Linked DNA regions of Homo sapiens: regions 1 and 3 are each linked to region 2. Evidence: chromatin loops called from intact Hi-C (ENCODE). Cell type or tissue: dorsolateral prefrontal cortex. All regions are shown on one strand.

Region 1 (8,000 bases), 440 kb before region 2:
CCAAGTTTCAATATATGAGTAACTGTGGGAGCTAAGGCCACTGCATTTGATCTCTCTGAATATCCTTTCTACCCACCAGGCTGCAATCGGTAGCAGTCACCATTGAACATCCTTGAAGCAATTCTTCCAAAATTACCTTGCATCAAAGACTGCACAAGAACTGCTCTAAGCGGAAGGACTGATGTCGGCAACCAGGGTTCCACCAGGGGCTGCAGACAGCCCTTGACCTTCAGGTGGGAAGGTGTCACTGAGTTCAGACCCTCTGGCAATCCCTAGCTATCAACATTTTGATAAGAAAATAAGTGGAAAGGTAAAATTAGACAAAGACATTATTACCTTAGAGGACAATTAAGCATTGGTGGCTAATCTAAACATATCCTTACAATTTTTATTTTAGTACTAGCTATGATTTATTGTAGGTTTTCCATCTGTGCCAGGCACTAACAGCACTATGAATTGCCTATACCACGCTACAATCACCAGATTTTTCTCTTTTATTATTACCACTTATAGATCAGGACATTGAAACTCATTTGCCCAAAGTATGCCAATGGAAATTGGTGGAGCCAGGTTCTAACCCAAATATCTAGGTCTTAAGTGATTACTTTTAACCACTGTACTGCAATTTACTACTGGGAGGAGGAATAATAATATCTATACTTGATTGATTAATGCCTACATACTAATCACTTTACTAAGCTCTTTTTTAAATGTTTCATTTCATTTGTAATTGACACATAGCAATTGTACATATTTATGGGGTTCAGTGTGATGTTTCAGTGCATGGATATATTGTATAATGATCAATTAGGGTAATCAGCATATCTATCACTTTAAACATTTATCCTTTCTTTGTGGTGAGAAAATTCAAAATCTTCTCTTCTAGTTATTTTGAAATATACAATATATTATTATTAGCTATAGTCACCCTAGTGTGTAATAGAACACCAGAATTTATTATTTCTGTCTAACTGGAATTTTGAAACCATGGACCAACTTCTCTTCTCTCCCCAACTACCTTCCTCGTCCTCTGGTACCACTATTCTACTCTAATTATATGAGATCAAGCTTTCAAAAAAAAATGCTTGTCAACAAATAATAATTGTACATATTCATAAGGTACATAAGATGTTTCAATACATATAATGTATAGTGATCAAATCAGGGTAATTAGCATATATGTCATCTCAAATGTTTATCATTTATTATATATTTGTGTTGGAAACATTCAACATCCTCCTTTTAGCTATTTGACACTATTCACTATACTACTGTTGACATTCTACAGTGGTGTAGAACACTAGAACTATTCCTCTTTTCAAGCTGTAATTTGTAGCCTTTAACAACTCTCTCCCTATCCCTCCCTTCCTGGGACCCTTCTCAGCCTCTAGTATCTTCTGTTTACTTTTTACTTCTTGAGATCAACTTCTTTTAGCTGCCACCTATGAGTGAGAACATACAGTGTTAATCTTTCTGCTCCTGGCTTGTTTAACATAATGTACTCTAGCTTCATCCATGTTGCTGCAAATAATAGGATTTCATTATTTTTTATAGCTGAATAGTATTCCATGGTATGTATATGCCACATTTTCTTTATCCATTCATGTGTGGTCAGACAACTAGGTTGATTCCATGTCTTGGTTATTGTGAACAGAGCTGCAATAAACCCGGGGCTGCAGATGACTCTGTGATATAATGATTTCCATTCTGTTGGATAAATGCCCCGTAGTGAGATTGCTGGATCATATGGTACTTCTATTTGTAGTTTTTTGAGGAACCTCCATACTGTTCTCCAGAGAGATTGTACTAGTTTAAATTCCCACCAACTGTGTAGAAAAGTTCCCTTTTTTTCTGCATCCTCACCAGCATGTGTTATTTTTTGTCTTTCTGATAATAGCCATCCTAACTGGGGTGAGCTAATACCTCATAGTGGTTTTGATTTCCATTTCGCTGATGATTAGTGATATTGAGCACATTTTCATATATTTGTTGGACATTTGTATGACTTCTTTTGAGAAATGTCTGCTCAGATCATTTGCCCGTATTTTAACTGCATTGGTTTTTTGCTGTTGAGATGTTTGAGTTCCTTGTATATTCTGGATACTACTCCCCTGTCCAATTAGTAGTTTACACAACACTAGGCACCATACCAGGTTCTTTACACAGGTTATTTCATTTACTCCTCACTCCAACCCTATGAGGGAGGTGCTATTGCTACTACTCTCATTTTACCCACAGAGAGTTCAGCAGAGGTTCATAACTTCCCCAAAGTCACACAGCTTTTGTGGCAGATGGAGCAGGGTTGGATGCCAGAGCCAGGCCCTCTAGCCCCACGCCTCGCTGCTGCAGGAGCCCGCCCATCTGCAGTCACTGCCACAGGCATCAATGGTAGTACCCAGATTAAGGATTTATTGAGCACCTACTGTATTCACAGAACTCTGATCAGTCTGAAAGCCCAAGCAATGAAGCAAACAAAGCCAAGGAATGATAGAAATCACAGAGTTCAAACCAGAGTCTAGGGCCTGAAGTGCACAGCATGGGCCAGGTTAAAGTGAATGAAACATTCCTATTTTGATCCTTTTCATTATTTATCATTCATACCCATAAATACCTTTAAGGGGATTAGTTTTAGTTGCAAAGTGAACAACAAGTAGGCAACAAATTAGCTCTTCCAACATTTTCTTCTCCTGAAAAGGCTCTTTGAAAGCCCTGTTTTGCAGAAACTTGCTCCTTTTGCATGACGGGTAAATCGTAGGAGACCTGGTAGATTATGCTACAAACTTAATGTGGAAAGGTTGCTTCATCCAAGATCCTGGAGTTTTCGTAGACATTGTCCTGATACTTCCCCTTGGGCAATACCAGCGCCTGCAGGCAACAGCTCTGACGCACTTAAGACTTAAATACTACCCACAGAAGTGCTGGCTTGGCTGGGAAAACCTTTTGCTAAATAGAAGAACAACATTTTTTTTTCTTTTCTGGAATTTGCAAACAGCATTTATTCTCAGCCTTGCCTTCCAAACGTTCCAATTGGACATTGCTGGGCAGCGTGGAAGCAGAAGCGAACGTCACCCAGGCCGGCAGGGGGCGGCACACCCCACACTTCGCTGCGCGCCCTCGCCTCCTTGGGAGGGAGTGTCCAGCTCCCAAAACCTGTCGTGGGTTTTGTCCCAAGTGACTTCAGCCAGCAGATGGTTCAAGTCCTGAGGCTGCAAAATTCGGGGTGGAAGGAGTGGGGCGTAAGGCTGAGAGTGGGGAGAGCAATCCAGGGGCGCCAGGGTGGGAGCCGCAGCGGGCCCGCGGCCGCCCGGAGGACACTGATGCTTCTGGAGCTCGCGAAGGGTCCCCCGCGGGAGAGGAACAAGGCCGCTTGCGCTCCGCAGAGGCGCAGGCACGGGGCTGGGGCCCGGGGCGGGGGCGCGGGTGGGCGGACCCCTCCCGCAAGCCCATGATGGCCAGGCCAAGGCCGCTGGGAAAGGCAGGACGCTCGCCCATGCGCTGCCAGCTGGGCTTTTCTCCTTCGCCCGCCCTGTGTTCCAGGGCGCGACCCCGTTCGGTCCAGCCGCTGGCTCCGGGGCTGAACCCCAGGTAGGTGGGTCGGAGCCCCTGAGAGAACTGGGGCTTGAGGGCGTTTCTGCTTCCAAGCGCAAGCACGGGGAGCCCTGATGCTCCAGCCCCTGGACACTGGATTGGAAACTGGCAAGGGTAGGAGATGTTTTGCAGGAGGCCGCCCTCTGTCTTCCTCTGTTCTAACACCTGCTGGACACAGGGAATCCTGATACCTGTATTTTTTACCAGAAAAAAATTCTAACAGCAGAAAAGTCAATGTGATGGGTTACGCCTCCTTAACGTGCCCCATTTGACCTTGTAAGCTTCCTTCCACAGGCTGACCTTGTTTTGTGCAATCAGTGTGATCTTTTGTCAGCTATGCAAAACAGTTTTTGTTTACTGAATCTGGTTTAAAAGGCAAGAAGTTGCTTCCCATAGGGCACTTTGATCCTTGGTGTAGGGCACTTTGATCCTCGGTGGAAAGGGATGTGTATGCCTTGAAACATGGAGAGTCACATGCGATGCTTGGTTTTGTGTAGAACTAACATGAGATAATCTTTTCACTGGTTTTCAGAATTGTGGAGAATTCACTTAGGAAAATAAGCATGTGTATCAATGGATGACTAATATGGACATGTACTTTAACTGATTTCACAGAAGCAGTGCTCCTGATATTTTGAGACACTAATTTTATTTGGTTCTTCTTTACCATATGATCAATTAGCTGCTTACCTCATAAGTTACAGAGGGAGAAGGTACTTCCTGTTTTCTCTTTATATCTCTTGTCCCTTATTTAAAGAAGCAATAGGGCACGTGCAGTGCCTCACTCCTGTAATCCCAGCACTTTGGGAGGCCAAGACAGGAGAACTGCTTGAGCACAGGAGTTCAAGACCAGTCTGGGCAACATGGCAAGACCTCATCTCTACAAAAAATACCAAAAAAATTATCCGGGTGTGGTGGCCGCACGCCTGTAGCCCCAGCTACTCGGGAGCTGAGGTAGGAGGATGATTGAGCCCAGGAGGACAAGGCTGCAGTGAGCCAAGATTGCACCACTGCACTACAGCCTGGGCAGCAGAGCGAGAGCTTGTGCCAAAAAAAAAAATATTTTTTAAAAAAAGAAGTAATAAAGGAGAAATCTTTTTGCTACGTTTAACTTATCCTCCACTATTCTAAAGTTTAAGCTTCAATAATTTATAAGTACAGTGACATTAACACTTTAAAGTTAGCTGATATGCTGATATGCTTAAAAACTGGAAAATATTTCAATTTTAAAAAATTCTAGGTGGGGTATGGTGGCTCATGCCTGTAATCCCAGCACTTTGGGAGGCTGAGGTGGGTAGATCACTAGGTCAGGAGTTCGAGACCAGCCTAACTAACATGGTGAAACCCCATCTCTACTAAAAATACAAAAATTAGCTGGGCATGGTGGCACGCACCTGTAATCCCAGCTACTCAGCAGGTTGAGGCAGAGGAATCGCTCGAACCTGGGAGGCGGAGGTTGTAGTGAGCTGAGATCATGCCGCTGCACTCCAGCCTGGGTGACAGAGACTCGGTCTCAAAAAAAAAAAATTCTATTCCATCTAGTAATTGACGCATATGATACATATGCATACATGTGTAAAAGTGTATATCTATTCATATGTATATGAAATAGGTATATTATACATTGTACTGAGTTTATACTTTTATTGGCCTTTTTGACTTTAAAAGTGGGTTATACAGACCTGTGAAACAAGCAGCAAAAATGAAAACACTGCACTTTTGTGTGATTCCGTAAACACACAAGAATAGTGGAGGTCAGGATCCATGCTGCTGGCCAGGCGTTAAGTTGGCGTTATCAATAATCACTGTAGTCTCTGTGGGTGCTGATGAATCTGAATTCCCCACATGTCGTGCCTTGGGAATTGCTCCTTTGACTAGATTACTGTTTTGAGGTTGACGCTGTTGTGTTTCTTACAAGAGTAGAAAACAAGTGCACAAAAATGGATTTAGGTAAGTGGAAATTTAATGCAGTCACAGCAGTGCCCCACACAAACAAAGTGATCTACAAATGTAGCCTTGATAAGGGTCCCTCGCTAGGCCAGTCGTCACCTACTCCCTCTGCTGGATGACAGCCCTCCGGTATCTGCACTCAGCTCCCACGTTCCTGGAGCTTCTCTTCTCAGACTGCGCAGCGCCCAGAGCTTCAGGTCTCTCCATATCCTTCATCAACACCTCCTGAAAGCGTGAGACCTTGGAGAGGCCCATGTCCTCCAGGTGTGGCCAGGAGAGCTGAGACAGAGCCCTGGGGTCCTTTCTTATCAACCCTTGTTTGGGTGTTCTATTTCTGTTAATCCTCCAAATAGTCATTTTAAAAAATACCATTCATTTTAAACCGGTAGCTCAGCTGTCCTGTGTAAGCTCCACACCCTCAACTCTATAGCTGATTACGTAGTTCATTATTAAGCTAATTTAAGAAATGTTAAATATATGAAAAAGTACAGAGGGAGCAAACATTGAAGCAACTTACCAACTTTCCCACAACCTGCAGTTAACAATTGTGAACATTTTCTCCTTTTAACTTTTCCCCAGTCCCTGGAACTTTCTGGCTCATCCTCTCTTCTCTAACCCAGTCTCCCTCAGCCACAATCATGATGAAGTGTGTACTCATCCAACCTGTTTTGGAACATTTAAAAATTCTTTTAATTAGTTTTTAAAAGTCAACTTTATATATGCTCATAGTTTAAAGAGTCAAAAAGTTCTATAAAAAAGCTTGAATTTCCTTCTCCCCAGAGGCAAACACTTCGACTCTTTAAACTGATCCTGTTGGCATTTACCTTCAAATCTCTAAATAACCTTCTGACCCTGGTACTTCTTTTTTCTCTTTTAATCATTACCTATGGACTTCCCACCCTGCAATATTAGGATTTAATTCTCTTTAATGTACCATCAACAATATACCACACACACACACACACACACACCATACATACACTGTGTGCACACATACCGCACACACCACACACCTCACACAACACACCACACACCCACAACACACCATACACCATGTACACACACAGACCACACACAGATCACCCACCACACGCTGCACACACACACCGTACATACACTATGCACATACACCATGCTTACACCATGCACACACATCATATACACACCTCACACATACCACAAATCCATAACACATATACAGTCACACCATGCACACCACACAGCATGCACACACACACCACACCCACACAGTATGCACACCCTACTTTTCATTGTTTGAGGAACCTCCATTCTGTTTTCCATAATGGCCACAATTTACATTTCCCCCAACAGTGTGCCAAGCTTCCCTTTTCTCCGTATCCTCACCAACACGAGTCATCTTTTGCCTTTTTGATAATAGTCATTCTAGTAGGTTTAAGGTGATATTAGAGTGTAGGTTTTTCTTTTGTTTTGTTTTTTATTTTTAGAGATAGGTCTTACTCTGTCACCCAGGCTGGAGTGCAGAGGTGCGATCATAGCTCACTGTAACTTCAAACTCCTGGGTTTAAGCAATCTTCCTGCCTCAGCCTCCCAAGTAGCTAGAACTACAGGTACACAATACCATGCCCAGCTAATTCTTTATTTCTTTATAGGGACAGGGTCTCACTATGTTGCTCAGGCTGGTCTCAAAACTCCTGGCCTCAAGCAATTCTCTCTCCTTAGCCTCCCAAAGTGCTGGGATTATAGGCGTGAGCCACCATGCCCAGCCCATATATTTCTTTGATTTGCATTTTTCTGATGAGTAGTGAATTTGAGCACCTTTTTATATACCTGTTCTCCACTTGTCTGTCTTTTGTTGATAAATGTCTATTCAGGTCCTTTGCCCATTTAAAAAATTGGGTTATTTGGGTTTTCTTTTTGCCACTGAGTTGTTTGAGCTTCTTACATATTTTTGAAGTTAACCCCAATCAGATGTATGGTTTGCAAATATTTTCTCCCATTCCTAATGTTACTTTTTCGTTCTGTTGATTGTTTCCTTTGCTGTGCAGAAATGTCATGCAATCCCATTTGTCTATTTTGTTTTTGTTACCTTTCCTTTGGGGTCATATCCAACAAATCAATGCCCAAACCAATGTCAAGAAGCTTTTCTTCTGTGTTTTCTTCCAGTAATTTCACAGTTTTAGATCTTATGTTTATGTTTTTAATCTACTTTGAGTTATTTTTTGTATGTGGTGTGAGATAAAGGTCCAATTTCATTCTTCTCTATGTGAATATTCAGTTTTCCCAGTACCATTTATGGAGGAGACAATCTATTTCCCATTTTGTGTTCTTGTCACCCTTGTCAAAGATCAGCTGAATGTAGATGCATGGATTTATTTCTGGATTCTCTATTTGGTTTCATTGATCTTTGTGTTTGTTTTCATGCCAGTACCATACTGTTTTGATTACTGTTGCTTTGTAATATATATCAGAAAATATAATGC
Region 2 (8,000 bases):
CAAGGCCAGACTGGTCAATATAATGAGACCCTGTCTCTATAAACACACACACACACACAAAACTCCACTGGTAAATCAAAATGTACTTATATAGGTTTTAAAAGCTGAATTAGGCTGGGCACGGTGGCTCACACCTGTAATCCCAGCACTTTGGGAGGCCGAGGCGGGTGGATCACGAGGTCAGATCAAACCATCCTGGCTAACACGATGAAACCCCATCTCTACTCAAAATACAAAAAAAAAAAAAAAAAATTAGCCGGGCGTGGTGGCAGGCACCTGTAGTCCCACCTACTTGGGAGGCTGAGATGGGAGAATGACGTGAACCTGGGAGGCAGAGCTTGCAGTGAGCCGAGATCGCGCCACTGCACTCCAGCCTGGGCGACAGAGCAAGACTCTGTGTCAAAAAAAAAAAAAAAAAAAAGCCGAATTAGCGCCTAGGAGACACATTGATATACATTGAAGCTAGAATAACTTAAGGAACTGCATATGTGTTATCTTTCCTGCTTTAAGAGAAACTCATTTGTGACACCTGTGTAGCCAATAATTAGACAAGTCTATTCTAATCCTAAAAATCCATTTAAGCCTGTTTTCCAAAAAAGAGCAGTTGTCATTAATCATGAAAACAGAGTTGGCTTAATTCAGCTATGAATGCTTTCAGGTGAATGACAGCTTTTAAATGTCAGCTTTCTCATCAACGCTCGCCTCTCTTCTCACAAACACTGAAACCTTCCACCTTTGCAGACAGCAGCCTTCCTGGCTCAGTCAAGCAGGTGGGCCAGTTGAGCACTGCTGCGTGTGAGCAGCCCGCCTCCTGCTGGTGAGTAAGAAAATGGCATCACTTTTCAGGGGCCTTGAGCTAGTCAACGTTACTGCTTGGCAACGGGTGTCACCAAAACATGTTTTGTTGTTCTCACATTGTCTTATGACTATCTCTTTTTGGAGAATATGTATATATGTATATATTTAAATGTATTTTGTTATTTTTTTTTTTGAGACGTTGTTTCGCTCCTGTTGCCCAGGCTGGAGTGCAATGGTGAAATCTCCGCTCACTGCAACCTCCACCTCCTGGGTTCAAATGATTCTGCTGCCTCGGCCTCTCAAGTAGCTGGGGTTACAGGTGCCTGCTACCACACCCGGCTACTTGGGAGGCTGAGGGAGGAGACGGAGTTTCACCATGTTGGCCAGGCTAGTTTTGAACTCCTGACCTCAGGTGATCTGCCCGCCTCCGTCTCCCAAAGTGCTTGGATTACAGGTGTGAGCCACTGCGCCCGGCCTATTTTGTTATTTTTTTTAAGAGAAATCATCAGAGTGTTGGGATTTAATGGGGTGTCTAGCCAAGGGCTCCGGGGAATACAAGGCTACACTGTAAGCAATACAAGGCTACTCCACTAAGCTCCAAACTCCCCAAGCCATGCTTTAGAATGCAATTCAGAAGGGCATTTGTTTTTATTTATTTATCTATTTTTGAGACGGAGTTTTGCTCTGTCACCTAGGCTGGAGTGCAATGACACAATCTCGGCTCACTACAACCTCCACCTCCTGGGTTCAAGCGATTCTCATGCCTCAGCCTCCTGAGTAGCTGGGATTACAGGCATGCACCACCCCACCTCGCTAATTTTTGTATTTTTAGTAGAGATGGGATTTCATCACTTTGGCCAGGCTGATCTCGAATTCTTGACCTCAGGTGATCTGCCTGCCTCGGCCTCCCAAAGTGCTGGGATTACAGGCATGAGCCACCATGCCTGGCCCAGAAGGGCATTTTTGACAATGATTCTAACAGTGGTGATTTCTGCTAGGAGTGGAATGTGTGCCAAGTGCCACAGACGAGATCTTACAGAGTCTTGCCCCATGGGGCCCTAAATGCTTCCTAAAGGGGAAGTGAATTAAAATAATATCTATCAACCTATTTTGAGATTAATGGGGGAAATGGAACAACATAAATATTAAGTAGCAGAATTATTAATAGGTACCATTTATTGGTTATTTTAAAAGTGCTTTGTGTTCAACTATTGTTACAAGTTGACATATGGGAAAAATCTACACTTGAGCTAGAAAATATGCTGATTTGTATTTTTGATAATGACATTCTCTAGTTTTTGGTTGGCTTAGGTCAGCAGTGACCAAAATTATCCACATAGATGGGATTCTGAATGCGGAATCATCACTAATAGGATGTGAGAGGGGTCAAAGCCGACCACAGAGCCTACCTTTTGTGCAAAGTATAGTTATTCTGGCACAAAGTAGACTATTATTTTTGCTAGAGTGAATGCAGAAATATTTTCATTCAAGAAACATGTGTTGGGTGTCTAAGATGTGCCAGGCACTGTCCTGGACCCTGGGGATACATCCCAGTAAACAAGAGAGATGACAAATAGCAAGCCAACAATCCCTGCCTTGTGGAGCTTCCCCATTAGCAGAACGGCGGCTCTCAGACCAGCGGCACCGGAAGCGCTTGTGCTGTGGCTCCCCCACTACCCCTCTGGGTCTGAATCCATAGGTCTGGGATTGCGCTCAAGGACTGGCAGTTCAACAAATTCCTAGGTGATGCCGATGTCGCTAGCCTGCAGAGCTTCGGAGAACTACTGCTCGCAGAAGGTCTACATACACTGTGGTCAACAAAGACAGAGAGACCCTATTTTTTTTTTTTTTTTTTTTTTGAGACAGGGTCTCACTCTGTTGCCCAGGCTGGAGTGCTGTGGCAAGATCATAGCTCACTCTAGCCTGGAAATCCTGGGCTCTCGAGTAGCTGGGACTACAGGCACATGCTTCTGTCCTCTGCTGATCTTTAAAAAATATTTTTTGTAGAGATGGGGTCTCACTTTGTTGCCCAGGCTGGTTTCGAATTCTTAGCTTCAAGTGATCCTCCCACCCTGGCCTCCCAAAGTGTGGGGCTGCCGGTGTGAACCACCACACTCGGTAGGGCAGAATTTTTCTCTTCTCTGGGAAACCGAGGTCTTTGCTCGTCAGGCCTTCCATGGACTGGGTGAGGCCCACCCACATTATAGAGGGTCATCTCCTTGACCTCAAAGTTAACTGAGTATAGATGTTAACCACGTCTACAAAAATACCTTCACAGCGACACCTTGACTACTGCTGGTTCCAACAACTGGGCTGTGTGGCCCAGCTACATTGACACAGAAAATTACCCATCACAGCTAGGCTGAAACTCATGTTTAAGACTAGATCTGTTTGACTTCAAGCCCCCTCTGCTTGTCTTGGATTCCTCAGACACGGGTGGGAACACCTAGTCCTTGCTGAAAGAAGGTAAATGCAACCCTGGAGAACAGCAGTGCTGAGCCTAAATGGGCTATGCCTCTGTGCTTACAGGGGTGCTGAGTTTAAACGAGCTATGCCTCTGTGTTTGCAGGGGTGCTGAGTTTAAATGTGCTATACCTCTGTGCTTTGCAGGGGTGATGAGTTAAATGGCCATGCCTCTGTGCTTGCAGGGGTGATGAGTTAAATGGGCTACACCTCTGTGCTTGCGGGGTGCTGAGTTTAAACGGGCTATGCCTCTGTGCTTGCAAGGAACAAGTGTAGAGCAGGTGAACCGTTTTCCTCACACATGGTCAACATGCTTTTCTGTGGAGTGACAATATTTTGTCCCCCCTGCCAGCCCCGTTTTTAATGAAGGAATTATGGGGGCCAGGATCCAGCTGTTAGCTTTTCAAATCTGCACACCTCTCAGAAATGCTCCTCCTGGGGACACAGTCCTTCGATTCCCTCTTGCCTGTTGTCGGCTGGGCCACTATGCAGGCGTGGCTGGGGTGCCTTTCAAAGTGGCGTTCACTCCCTTTTCCCCCAGGTCATTTTATTTTTGTTTCTGGACAAATCCAGCATTTTCCTTAAGGGTTTAGCGCCATCTGGTGCATCAGAGGCGCACTGCAGCTGCTTCCCTCCTGATACTGAGTGGGGTGTGCAGAGAATTGCCAGGGGCGCTTTCCTTTGAGGAGCTCCAAATGCCCGTGGGGTATGCGGTGTGTATGTGAGTGGCGAGTGTGTGCAGTGTTATGTATCTGTGTGTGGTGTGTGTTCTGTGTGTATGTGTGTTGTGTATATGCGTATGCTGTATGTGCAGTGTGTGTGGTGTGTATGTATGTGTGTGTGGTATATGTGGTGCGCGTGTGTTGTGTGTGTAACGCATGGTGTGCATGTTATGTATATGTGTGCGCCGTGTGTGTTGTGTATGTGTGGTGTATGTGGATGTGGTGTGTATGTTTATGTGTGTGTGGTGCATATGTGTGGTGTGTGTGATGGGTGTGTGGTGCATATGGGTGGTGTGTGTGATGGGTGTGTGGTGTGTGTGGTGTGTGTGATGTATGTGTGGTGTGTGTAATGGGTGTGTGGTGCATGTGTGTGGTGTGTGATGTGTGTGTGGTGTGTGTAATGGGTGTGTGGTGCATGTGTGTGGTGTGTGTATGTGTGTATGTGTGTGGCATGTGTGATGTATGTGTGGTGTGTGTGTATGTGTGATGTGTGTTATATATGTGTGGTGTGTATGTGTGATGTGTGCGTTATGTTTATGTGTGTGGCATGTGTGACATATGTGTGGTGTGTGTGTGTGTGTGGTGTGTAGCTGTGACAATAAGTTTCTATAAAAATATTTTCCACATTGCGAACTTGTTCTAGCTGCTTGTTTATGGAGTCTAGTACACAGGGTATACAGGGTATAGACTTGCAAAGTCGGTTCAGAATTTACATTCAGACCTTTTTTACCAACTCTGCTGGGATCCTGAAACCCCTCTGGAATCCAAAAGCCTTCAGGACAGCATCATTTTCAGAGGAGGGTCCCATGTGTCAGGCCAGGCAGGCATCTGGTGGAGGCTGCACTGTGGCCGTGCAGAGGAAGACTCAGGGGACCCGCAGGCTGTGACCCCTACAGGTGAGTGAGCTCAGGGGACCCGCAGGCCGTGACCCCCACAGGTGAGCGAGCTCAGGGGACCCGCAGGCCATGCCCCTCAAGGCAGAACTCCTGGGGGTGGAGGGAACCCCCCGGGGGTGCTGAGGCTCCTGCAGAGGGAGGACGCCCCTGGCCGGAAGCTGCACCCCAGGGAAGTGCGTTGCAGAGCCTTGGTGCTCTGCCGTGCTGGAGTGACAGTCCAGAAGAGAAGAAGGGTTTCTGCAGTGCAGGAGAGCGCTTGGAGAGCCCCAGCCCCAGGTCTGCATGGTCAGGATCGGCCTCCAGGGGCAGGCGTGTGGTGTCACTGTGTGTGTACCCACGCAAGCATGCCTTCACTTGTCTTTCAATCCCAGTCAATCTTATCTTTCCTTTCCTCTCTCCACAGTGCCTGACAGTTTTAGCATTCAGCCTTAAAAACCCAAACCCCCAAGTTTCACCATTTTGTAATACTTTGCAACTTACAAACGGCGAAACACACACTCATTTCATTATTTATAGCTTGGTAGATCTTACTGGCTCTGTGTGGCAGGCGACGAAAAGGCTGTGAGCCTTTGAGCAACTTGCCTGGAAGAGGAGGAAATGAAACCGGGCCTTTGACGACCTGCCAAGGGCCATTTCTGCTGCCCCAGAGCAAACCTTCGCACACAAGCTGAGTGCCTTGGAAACGCACTGCAGAGGGGCGGGTGCTGTCCTGGCACTGACTCAGCTTTTCACAGCGCAAGGCCGAGCCCGAACGACGCGCTGGCTTTAATGGAGATCTGTCGCAGCCGTTCCATCCCATCTGCACATCCACTTAGGCGGCGGGTCCAGGGTCATGGATTCAAGAGAAGTGGCATCAAACCTGCTTTACTTAAACCAACAAGCAGTTCAGAAAATACACTCCCAAATAACCGGGGATCTAGATCTCCGGGAATAATAAATTACACCCATCTCCCAATACTGGGACTGCATTTGTGTGTGAAGGCAGTCAATGGCTGAGAGACGGCTCTGCGGTGAGATGCTGGGGCAAAATAGATCAAAAAAGATCTCAGCTCCCTGGAGCCACTGCTGCTTCAGTGTCCTCCACTGAGGGAGGTGCACCTCCTAGCCTCTCCTGGACTGTAACTCTGAAGGGGTGGGTGTGGGTGTGGGGAGCATGGATAAGGGGCAGTTCGTTGGAGATTGTCAGTCTTGCATCTTGATCGCTGGCTCCAGCCTGGATTCTCCTCTGAGGTGGTCTAGGCATCCACTCCTTTCCCCACTGAACCCCTAGCTGAGATGTCCACAATGAATGTGTGTCTCCCCGAACAACCTGCTTTTGTTTCTGTCTCCTCTTCCAGCCAATGGCACCACCATCGTTCTAAGCTAGACATTCATGCATCAACATTAACCCGTCTCCTCTCATCCTGTCTTCTAATCCACTGCCAAGTTCTGCAGATCCGACCTCAAGCCCATCCCCTCCTCTGTATTCCCTGGCCGGATTCCTGGTGCCTGGTGTGTCTCTGGTTTGGCCCTTTTAGGGGGTGCTCTGCTCTGCTCCCAGTCCCACCACCTTGGGACTGAGGTCACACCGTCACATCACGGCGATAGGGCAGCTCACGCCCAGTGGTGGAGGGTGGATGCGAAGGGCTCACCTCTAGCCTCCTACCTCTGGCTCCCCTCAGTCTTCTGTGGCAACCGCACTGCAGTGGGACTCCACCTCTGCCCAACCCTGCTTCCTTCTCTTCCTGAAGGTGCTGTTGAGAGCACCCCAAGACACTCCCTGCCTGCAAGTCTCAGAGCCTGTTCTCCTGGGAACCTATAACCTGTGGCACTTGGTGCCTGGATAGTCCTAGGAAGCAAACTCTAAAATGGAGTTAGAGCTGGAATCCCTCCCGCCAGTGGCCAAAGAGGAGCCTGTCACTGTTGGAAGAAAGTGCTGGAAGCTCTGAGTGGGGCCCCGAGGAGCAAAGGGCAGGGTCAGGCGGCATGCAAGCGCCCTGTCTCTGCGGCTGTGCACGCAGGCAGACCCTGTGGATTCCAGGTGTCTGTGGAGGGAAAAGAGGTCACGTGGGGCTACCTGCGGGCCAATAAGAGCATCCCAGCAAAGATTTTGGGGGTTCAGCAGCTGAGAACGATGGACCATTTGAAAGAGAGCCCCTGGCACGCTACCGAGCCCTGTGGAGTTGGAGCATCTGTGCAGCAATTGTCATAAGACAGAAGTGGGGCATCTAGGCCCAGGCCCAAGCAGGCCCACGGGGCGTGAGCGAGCTGCACAAGCAGGTCCTCAGACCCCCGTGCCATCCACACCGTGGCATGACTGCCTCTCCTTGGGCTCACAACCATGGCCCCACGGTGGTAGTGGCCGGGCTGGGGAGATTCCTTATGACACACTGAGGGATCCAAGCTTGGTTCACAATTGAGTTAGCTTAACATACGGCTGCAAGCCAAAAATGCACTGTCGCTATCCTGTAATCCTCTTTAGGGTTGAAAGAGTGGTGAGGGGAGACCCTGTCAATAAGCAGAGCCTTGGGCAACGCAACTGCTATGGTCCGAGTGTTTGTGTCTCCCCAGATTCCTATGTCGAAACCTAATCACCAAGGCGGTGGGATTAGGAGGTGAGGCCTTTGCAAGGTGATTGGGTCATAAGTCAGAGCCCTCGGGAATGGGATTAGTGCCCTTATAAAGAGAGGGCATTAACCAGTCACCTCTCATCCTGTGAGGCCCCAGAGAGCTGTCTTGCCCCTTCTACCATGTGAGGGTATAGCTAGAAGACGTCATCTACAAACCAAAAAGTGGTCCCTCATGAGACCCCAAATCTGCTAGTGCATTCATCTTTGACTTCTGAGCCTCCAGAACTGGAAGGAATAAATGTGTGTTGTTTATAAGCCAGCCAGTCTACGGTATTGAGTGACAGCAGCCCAAACAGATGAGGCAGCAGCTGACAGTGGACTGTGTGTGGAAAGGAAAGAGTCCTGAGTTAGGAAGAGATACAAGCTCCTAAGCAGTGGCAAACGTCTTGGCAGCCTCTTTAAGGGCAGGGACAGAGAAAATCTGGAAGACTGAGGACAGGTAAGACAAGGAGCTCTGCAGAGCAGGCACGTGGACAGACCCATGGGAGGGGCAGGACATGTCCGCATGTTTG
Region 3 (8,000 bases), 640 kb before region 2:
TTAAAATGGGCAACAGAATTGAATAGGAAATTTCTCAGGGAACGATGGACAGATGGACAATAAGCACCTGAAAAAATGCTCAACATTTTAGCCATCAAAGATATAAGAATTATAACCATCACAAGATGTCACCAACACTTAATGGGCATGGGTATCATTAAGAAGACACAACAATAAGTGCTGTCACTGATGTGGAGCGAGGATGTGCAGCTCTCGCATACGCTGGTTAAAGTACAGTATGCTGGTTTTCCATAAAGTTAAATAACTATGAGTCTACCCCAAAAAACTGCAATTCTATTCCTGAATATTTACCCCATGGAAATGAAAACAGAAGTCCACAAAGAGATCTACAAGAATATTCACAGCAGCTCTAGTTATTATAACCCCAAACTGTAAACAACTACAAGGTCAATCAATGAGAAAATGAATCGATAATTTGTGATCTATTCATATAATGGAATATTATTAAGCAATTAAAATGAAGAAGTGACTGATCCTCTCAAATAGGATGGATGGAACTCAAAAATATATTAAGGAAAGGAGGCAGATACATAAGTGTACATTCTGTATGAGCCCATTTATATCAGGTTTGAGGAGAGGTAAAACTAATCTTTAGTGAAGGAAACCAATAGTATTTCCCTCTGGCAGTGGGAAGAGGGTAGCAGGAATTGAATGAGCAGTGACACAGGGTGTTTCTAGAGTAATGGAAGTGTTCTGTATCATATGGGAGTGTGGTTTACACAAGTATAGGTGATCATCAAAACTCACCAAACAACATTTAAGATCTGTGCATTTCACACTATGTAAAAGTATACCTCAACTGAAGAGAGTGGAAATCTGTTTCAAATGCTCAGCCTTTTAACACATCCAGTTGCTTAGACTATGAACTTCCTCAAATGGGGTGTCTGGGCTTGAGATTAGATCACATGTGTAGAGTCGCTAGAGAGACAATGTTGCATTCCCATGGTACATAATACATTTCCCGTTTTCTCAGACAGCCACAGGTCATGAATGTGAGGATTCTGAGAGGTTGGAGCAACATTCTTGGGAGGCATGAGGGGGAGCACATTCTCCAAGATCCCCCCCAGCCCGGGGTCCTCGCCTGCTTTGACTATTACTCCGTTGTTTTCGGACTCCTCCGTAGCTGCCCGACCTCTTCAGATCCCATAGTCTCCCTTTATATCTTGAGTCCCACTGTTCTTCCAACTCATCCCCCATTCCCTCAGACCTGGAGTGGCAGTGGCCAGCAGAGGATGGATTGAGAGCAGGAGAGGATGTCCTGCCCAGGAACCCATCCTAGAGAAATGGCATCCTGCCTGGGAGCTAGTTTCCCAGGGTGGCTTTGATACGTCTTGCAGAAACAAACCCACTTGACACACCTGATACGGTATTGACAGTAACACTATTTTTCGTGGTTGTTTTTCATAGTAAAAGTAGATCCCTTTAGTTACACTGTGAGTACTTAGAGTAAGGTGACTGGCCTGGGAATGATACCATCTTGGATGTCATTTTCTCCTTGGAGAAATGTATTTTAGTTCCAATGCACATTTCACAATACAGTCCTATAGAGAGAAATACAGAGAGCTAGACAGTTAGAGATATACTTTTATGTGCATAAAAATATAAAATATGCACTTTAAAATCTGTACCTGTTATTCCTGAGAAATGTATTTGGCAGAAGGTGGGAGGGGGATATTCTGATCCTTTTATTTACATGTTTATGTATGATCTGAGTTTTTATATGGAGCATATACTACTTTTGATTTTTTAAAGAAAAATTAAAATCTGTCTTTGAAATGTACACAGTTGTTTAGAAGTTGAGGACCATTTTTGTTTGTTACAACATTATTGTACCTATAATGGGAATATTTCAAAGCCACTTGTTAACACTTTGTTAGAACAAAATGTAGAGGGTGCTGGGTGCCCCTGAATATTCTCCCACCTCTTGTGACCTGTATTGTTTTGGAATTTCCAGTGGCCTGACAATGAACTACTGCAGGAATCCAGATGCCGATAAAGGCCCCTGGTGTTTTACCACAGACCCCAGCGTCAGGTGGGAGTACTGCAACCTGAAAAAATGCTCAGGAACAGAAGCGAGTGTTGTAGCACCTCCGCCTGTTGTCCTGCTTCCAGATGTAGAGACTCCTTCCGAAGAAGGTAAGAAATCTGTGGCTGGACATCTACACACTTGGACGCTGGGATGAAAAGCCATGGAAAATCTCACTGATGCAGAAACCTTCCATGCTACACGAGAAATCAAGTGTTTTTAGAGGGTCTGCCATGTGGAAGGAAGCCTCAGTGCACTCTCTCAAGGAGGCAGAGGTGTGACTTTTGGCACAACGTGAGTGGGCTGTGCCTTTAGGACAGGTGCAAACCCTCCAAGGTGCTCAACTTAACCACTCACCTTGTTCTAAAATGGGTTATCTCAGTATCCCAGTCCAAATTCGTATTCTATCATGCTGCCATATGTGTGATTCTTTCCAAGCCAGTAAGCATCTCCAGTAATTTCTTAAGGTAGGCAGCGTTCATTGCAGTCTTCAGCATTGCAGTTTCTGAGGAATGTGGCCCCTGATTCTGTCATCCTAGAGAAACCTGACATGACTGTATTGATTCCATATCATCCTGGGTCTCTGTGGCTCTTCATAATCATCCATTTTTTCCCTGTACAGACTGTATGTTTGGGAATGGGAAAGGATACCGAGGCAAGAGGGCGACCACTGTTACTGGGACGCCATGCCAGGACTGGGCTGCCCAGGAGCCCCATAGACACAGCATTTTCACTCCAGAGACAAATCCACGGGCGGGTCTGGAAAAAAATGTAAGCCACTTTGATTTGGACTCTTTGGCCTTTTGCTCACCAATCTTTGCAAACAGAATTGGTTCTGTGTTACAGAAAATCTGACCTGGACTGCTCTTTTTTGTAATGGGGGAGAGGGGACAGAAGAAAATATTGGAAAGGCATCAGGGGGCTAAGCTAGAATATAATTGGCCTTAGTATGGAAAGTACAAGCAGCACAGGCCAGGAAACCTCCACACATGTGAGGGTTCTCAGGCCTCTTCCCTTTAGTGACATTTCTTTAAAGTTTCCATTATTGGGGACTGTCTCTAGTTTCTAGTGTTTGTATGCTAGGTTCCAGTAATCAAAGATGCCCTTTATGAAATTTAAGTCAGATTTTTCGAGAAAAAATTTGGATGGGCCATCAGGTCACCATGGGACTTCCCTTAGCCTCATGCATTCTCTGCGATGGTTTACTTTGGGGCCTATGAATAGGGAAGACTGAGATATAGGAAAAACCAAAGTGTCTGTGTTCCCCCACTCTCACACCCATGCAGCATAACACTTCTCACACCAGATGTGGGGGGATTTCTCCTCACACCCCAAGCGAGTCTCCAGCAGATACCAGCTGGGTGTCCTACAATGTAACTCAGTGCTGACACTCTATCTGGAGACAGTGTCAGATCCCATAAGTTAAGGCTCAGTCCCACAAGACCGCCCCACTGCAGATGCCAATCCCAAGTTCCAGGCGGTGACCTGTACTTCTGCCCAACTGGACAAAAATCTGTTTTTCTACTTGATTACTTTGCTAGAGTGGCTCACAGAACTCAGGGGAACACGTTACTTTTATTTACCCATTTGTTATAAAAGATATTACAAAGGATCCTGGTGAACAGCCAGACAGAAGAGATGCACGGGGCAAGGCATGTGAGAAGGGGCTCAGAGTTTCCATGCCCTCTCCAGTGCACCAGCCCCCGGTACCCCAAGTGTTCAGCAACCCAGAAGCTCTCCAAGTGCAGTCTTGCTGGGTTTTTATGGAGGCTTCATTACAGAGGCACAGTTGAATACATCGTTGGCCATTGGAGACCAGCTCACCTTCAGCTCCTGTTCCCTCCCTGGAAGTTGGACGTGGGGGGCTGAACAGTTCCAACCCTGCAATCACATGGTTGGTTCCTTTGGCAACCAGCCCCATCCTGAGACTATCCAAGAACCCACCAAGAGTTGCTTCATTCAAACAAAAGATGCTCCCTTCACTCAGGAACCCCCAAGGGATTTAGGAGCTCCGTGTCAGGAACTGGGGGGCAGAGACCAAATATACGTTTCTTATTCTACCACAGTGTCATATGAAGGGGAGGACAACACTGCCTTTCTGTGTCTTGCCCCATAGAGGGCGCACAATGCATGGAAATAAATGTTTCTGAATCAACAGCAAACAGGCTTCATCGGGTAGGAGAGCGCTGAGCCCTCCAGGGACAATGCACATCAATGATGTCCCACTGTCCTTTGGTGCTGGGGCTCTAAGGCCTCCACTGGGTCAGGCTCCTGAAGGGAGACCCATTCTCCAAAGACCCCCGAGGGTCACCACTCCCTGTCCAGGGGTGTGGCCTCATAGCTCCTTTTGAACAGGGGCACAGGAAGGACGGCTTTAGAGCATTCAAAAAATAACTTTGCCAAAATAATAATAATAATAATAGAAAGGAAGAAGAGGCTGAGCATGGTGGCTCACACCTGTAATCCCTACACTTTGGGAGGCTGAGACAAGCAGATCACCTGAGGTCAGGAGTTCGAGACTAGCCTGGCCAAAATGGTGAAACCTCATCTCTACTGAAAATAGAAAAAAAAATTAGCCAGGTGTGGTGGCGTGCACCTGCAGTTGCAGCTACTCAGGAGGCTGAAGCAGGAGAATCGCTTGAACCCAGGAGATGGAGGTTGCAGTGAGCTGAGATCATGCCACTGCACTCCAGCCTGGGCGACAAGAGCAAAACTCCACCTCAGAAAAAAAAAAAAAAAAAAAAAAGAAGGAAGGAAAAAGAAACACTCCTTTATGTCTTCTAAGGATAGACATGAAATGCGTGAGCCTTGGAACACCTTCTCCCTCTCCTGCCCCACGTGAGCTGGAGCTTACATGCCTTCTTGTTTTCAGTACTGCCGTAACCCTGATGGTGATGTAGGTGGTCCCTGGTGCTACACGACAAATCCAAGAAAACTTTACGACTACTGTGATGTCCCTCAGTGTGGTAGGTTGCCTTCTTTTTGGTAAGGAAACTGCTTACTTAATATGGATTTGCAACAAAAAAGGAAAAGGGCTTCTGAGCAGACTGCTTCTGGGGAGGAGATAGCTGCCCTCTCCATCAGACCCCACTCTTCATCATGGGCATCTTGAATCTGCCCTACTATTGGCCACATTTGTTAGAGGAACACCTGCCCATCGCCCCAGGCACACATAAATAAAATAAATGTAAAATTCCCAAAGAGCAAGCTTAGAGGTAATCTAGTCAGCCCCAGGATGGTCCCACTGAATGCTGCCATGTCTAGCGTGGGATGCATGAAAAATTTAGAGTCATTCGGATGAAAAACTTTCCCTTTCCACAGCTGAGAAGTAAGAAAGAAAATACAAACAGCAGGAAACAGGTAAGCATGTAACGCACATTGTAAACCTCAGATGGCCATCCTAGGAATTCAATGAAAGGTAGTGCAGCTCTTTAGCCCCAGATGGCCTTTCTTATAAGTTTACTACTCACAAGTCACATTAGTGACATAGCTTAGAGACTGCTTGTTGGGTTCCATCCTCATTGCTCTGAGACTCTTGTTGGGAGTATGAGGCTTGGATCAGGGGAAGGGGAGTTGACATTAGTTCTTAAAGAATTGGAATAACAAATCCATGGGTATTTCTGAAAAAAAAAAAAAAAAAAAGAAAGGAAGCTACTTGGAATTGTCCCATATTTAACATTCTGCTGACCAATCAATTTGTCCTAGTTACAGAAAACCACCCTGGACTTCTCCTATGCATAATTTGGTTGCTTGTGGTTGGGTCTGCCATGTGGAGGGACCTTGAGCTGGGGGAAGGAGCTTGGCCTCCAAGTCCACTGAAGACCAGCATCCTGAGATTGCCTGGGAAGGTGGTACAGGGCAGTGATGAAGATCATGGGAGCCACACTGCCCAGCTTCGCATTTGGGCTTCTCCTAGGGACACCAAGAGGGAGGAAGGAGGGGTTAGGATGGTATGAAAGATTCTACTTGGCCAATATTATTGTAATGCGGCATTGTGATCTCTGGATTTAGCATGAGTTGATAGCTGACTTTTTCTGCAGAAGCATCTTGGTGGCACCTCTAACTCAAAGTCCCTCGATGGAGTCAGTTCCAGTTCTCCACTTCTGGCCCCATCTGGTACACACCACTGCCTCTCACTGCCCGGGCTCTCTATCCTTGACAGGCTGCCTTGAAGTTGAGCCCAGACTGATTTTCTTGCCTCAGACCCCACTACCGTGCCTGGGACTCATGCACCTTTGACTCCCATGGAAGGGAAGTGCAGTAGTTTCCCAGGTGCAATTCTGGTGTCCTCACCCACATTGAGGATGTACAAGAATCAGGTTCTTAGAGATTGGAGAAAGAAGGAAGAATGGGAACAAGATTTTTCCCAAAGGACTGTGAGGTCCCCCACCTAACCTTGATGTGAGACAAGTGAGGTTAACCCCAAGCCTGGTGAGAAGCGTTCCCATCAGACACTTGGAAATCCTGAGGACTGTTTCATGCAGAAGGATATGGTTTATTCAGGTTTGACTCGTGCTTGAGAAAGCTAGAGCCTCTGGTGGTGAATGATTTTAATAACTATTTCCTTTCCACCAACATATACAGTACAAATAATAATAAGCAAAAATAAATAGAAACATTCAGTTTTGTTTTGAATAGTAGGAGCAGGGTACCATCATTTCTGTAGTTACTCTTTTAGTACAACGATGCATGTCTACTGTATGTAAGGCATACTAGCAGAAATTGAGCTCAGCACTAGAGAAGATGATTGCATTCTATGCCTTGCTTCTTTTTTTAAAAAAAGGCTTCCATAGATAGATTCTCAGAACAGCCCATGGCAAATGTAAAGTTATTTGGAAAACCCAGGTTCCAGATTCACTAGAGCATAGAATCTCTGGTTGGTTGGGAAGGAATTTCCTCTTACAGTTGTTACTAATAATTGTATGAACAATTATTTAAAATATTAACATTTACATTTGTGAAGACCTTGAAGGGCTGGAGACAACAGAGAAGCATTTTTGAATACCCTCTGCAGCCCCTGCACTGTTGTAGGCATTGGTGGATGGTACCAAAGATGGGACACTGTCCCTACCTCCAGAGACCCTGTGGGCTGGCTACAGAGAGAAGGCAGGGAGGAGGAAAAGAAGAATAAAGTCATATGTTTAAGTCACCCCCACGGCCGTTGGTTAGTCATGGGAGGCTCCCCAGAGGAGCTGTCCTGAAGCTGGCTGACAGAAGGCAACATTTCAACTTAGGACAGTAATCCTTGCTACATACAATCACATACACACACACACACACGTGCACACACAGAGACTCACATGGAAAAATAAACCTTTGTGCCTTTCAGCAGTGATGACAATTATGGTTTTCAGTAAACTTTACATGGTTTAGATGGTGATGGTGATGATGATGATTATGGGAAGGATGGCATCATGTTCTAAACATACTGCATGGAGTCAGAATAACAATGACAAATAACCATTTGTCCCAATCAAGGTTTTCTCAGAAAATATCTCATTCTGATGCTAAACTATACCAGTCTGTTTGATCACTTCTCCAACAAAATAATTACAAAGTGCTTATATTTTCTTGAAAAGAGAGGGTCCTGTGTTGTCTACTACCACTTTTGAAACTTAGAGAAAATGTTCCAAAAGATGATGATTTTACTATTTAGTTCGGCCTTTAAGATGTCAAAAACTCAGTGCTTGGAATTTGTCTCGAATTACACCACAAAATTGCTACCTTGTCTCAAATGGGATTTCTTTCCCACCTTGTGCCACAGCGGCCCCTTCATTTGATTGTGGGAAGCCTCAAGTGGAGCCGAAGAAATGTCCTGGAAGGGTTGTAGGGGGGTGTGTGGCCCACCCACATTCCTGGCCCTGGCAAGTCAGTCTTAGAACAAGGTAAGAACAGGCCCAGAAACGATTTATACTGTCCCTCCACGTAAGCCCTGCAAAACCCTTCTACATTT

What was found. A loop is a pair of places that touch in the nucleus more often than their neighbours do. Peaks named below come from ENCODE experiments on the same cell type or tissue, not always from the same donor. Only the 100,000 strongest peaks of a DNase experiment are listed, where the experiment ranks them.
Region 1: it touches region 2 in a loop (9-fold over the local background); 102 of 110 quality-filtered maps call a loop at or near these places.
Region 3: it touches region 2 in a loop (10-fold over the local background); 73 of 110 quality-filtered maps call a loop at or near these places.

Annotation. Positions count from the first base shown.
Region 1 is chr6:160,927,784-160,935,783 of GRCh38, forward strand. It overlaps LOC102724087 (a long non-coding RNA gene), which reads left to right. Exons shown (of 6, transcript NR_187757.1): 3 at 80-233. Among named protein-coding and RNA genes, the nearest start is that of MAP3K4, 60 kb to the right of the region's middle. RefSeq lists an enhancer at 2,934-3,228. In dorsolateral prefrontal cortex, CTCF peaks have their summits at 3,089 (motif pointing right), 3,288 and 5,671 (motif pointing left); DNase peaks (open chromatin) are centred at 3,098, 3,586 and 5,679; H3K4me3 peaks cover 1,367 bases; H3K27ac peaks cover 1,181 bases.
Region 2 is chr6:161,370,191-161,378,190 of GRCh38, forward strand. The region is part of intron 10 of PRKN (parkin RBR E3 ubiquitin protein ligase); the gene reads right to left. Among named protein-coding and RNA genes, the nearest start is that of AGPAT4, 100 kb to the left of the region's middle. RefSeq lists enhancers at 3,643-3,792, 4,987-5,527. In dorsolateral prefrontal cortex, CTCF peaks have their summits at 809 (motif pointing left), 1,013 and 3,870 (motif pointing left); DNase peaks (open chromatin) are centred at 801, 3,871, 5,157 and 5,571; H3K4me3 peaks cover 1,215 bases; H3K27ac peaks cover 2,778 bases.
Region 3 is chr6:160,729,076-160,737,075 of GRCh38, forward strand. It overlaps PLG (plasminogen), which reads left to right. Exons shown (of 19, transcript NM_000301.5): 11 at 1,976-2,157; 12 at 2,670-2,818; 13 at 4,920-5,013; 14 at 7,812-7,932. Among named protein-coding and RNA genes, the nearest start is that of PLG, 31 kb to the left of the region's middle. RefSeq lists a silencer at 4,114-4,193. In dorsolateral prefrontal cortex, a CTCF peak has its summit at 4,159; a DNase peak (open chromatin) is centred at 4,186; H3K27me3 peaks cover 289 bases.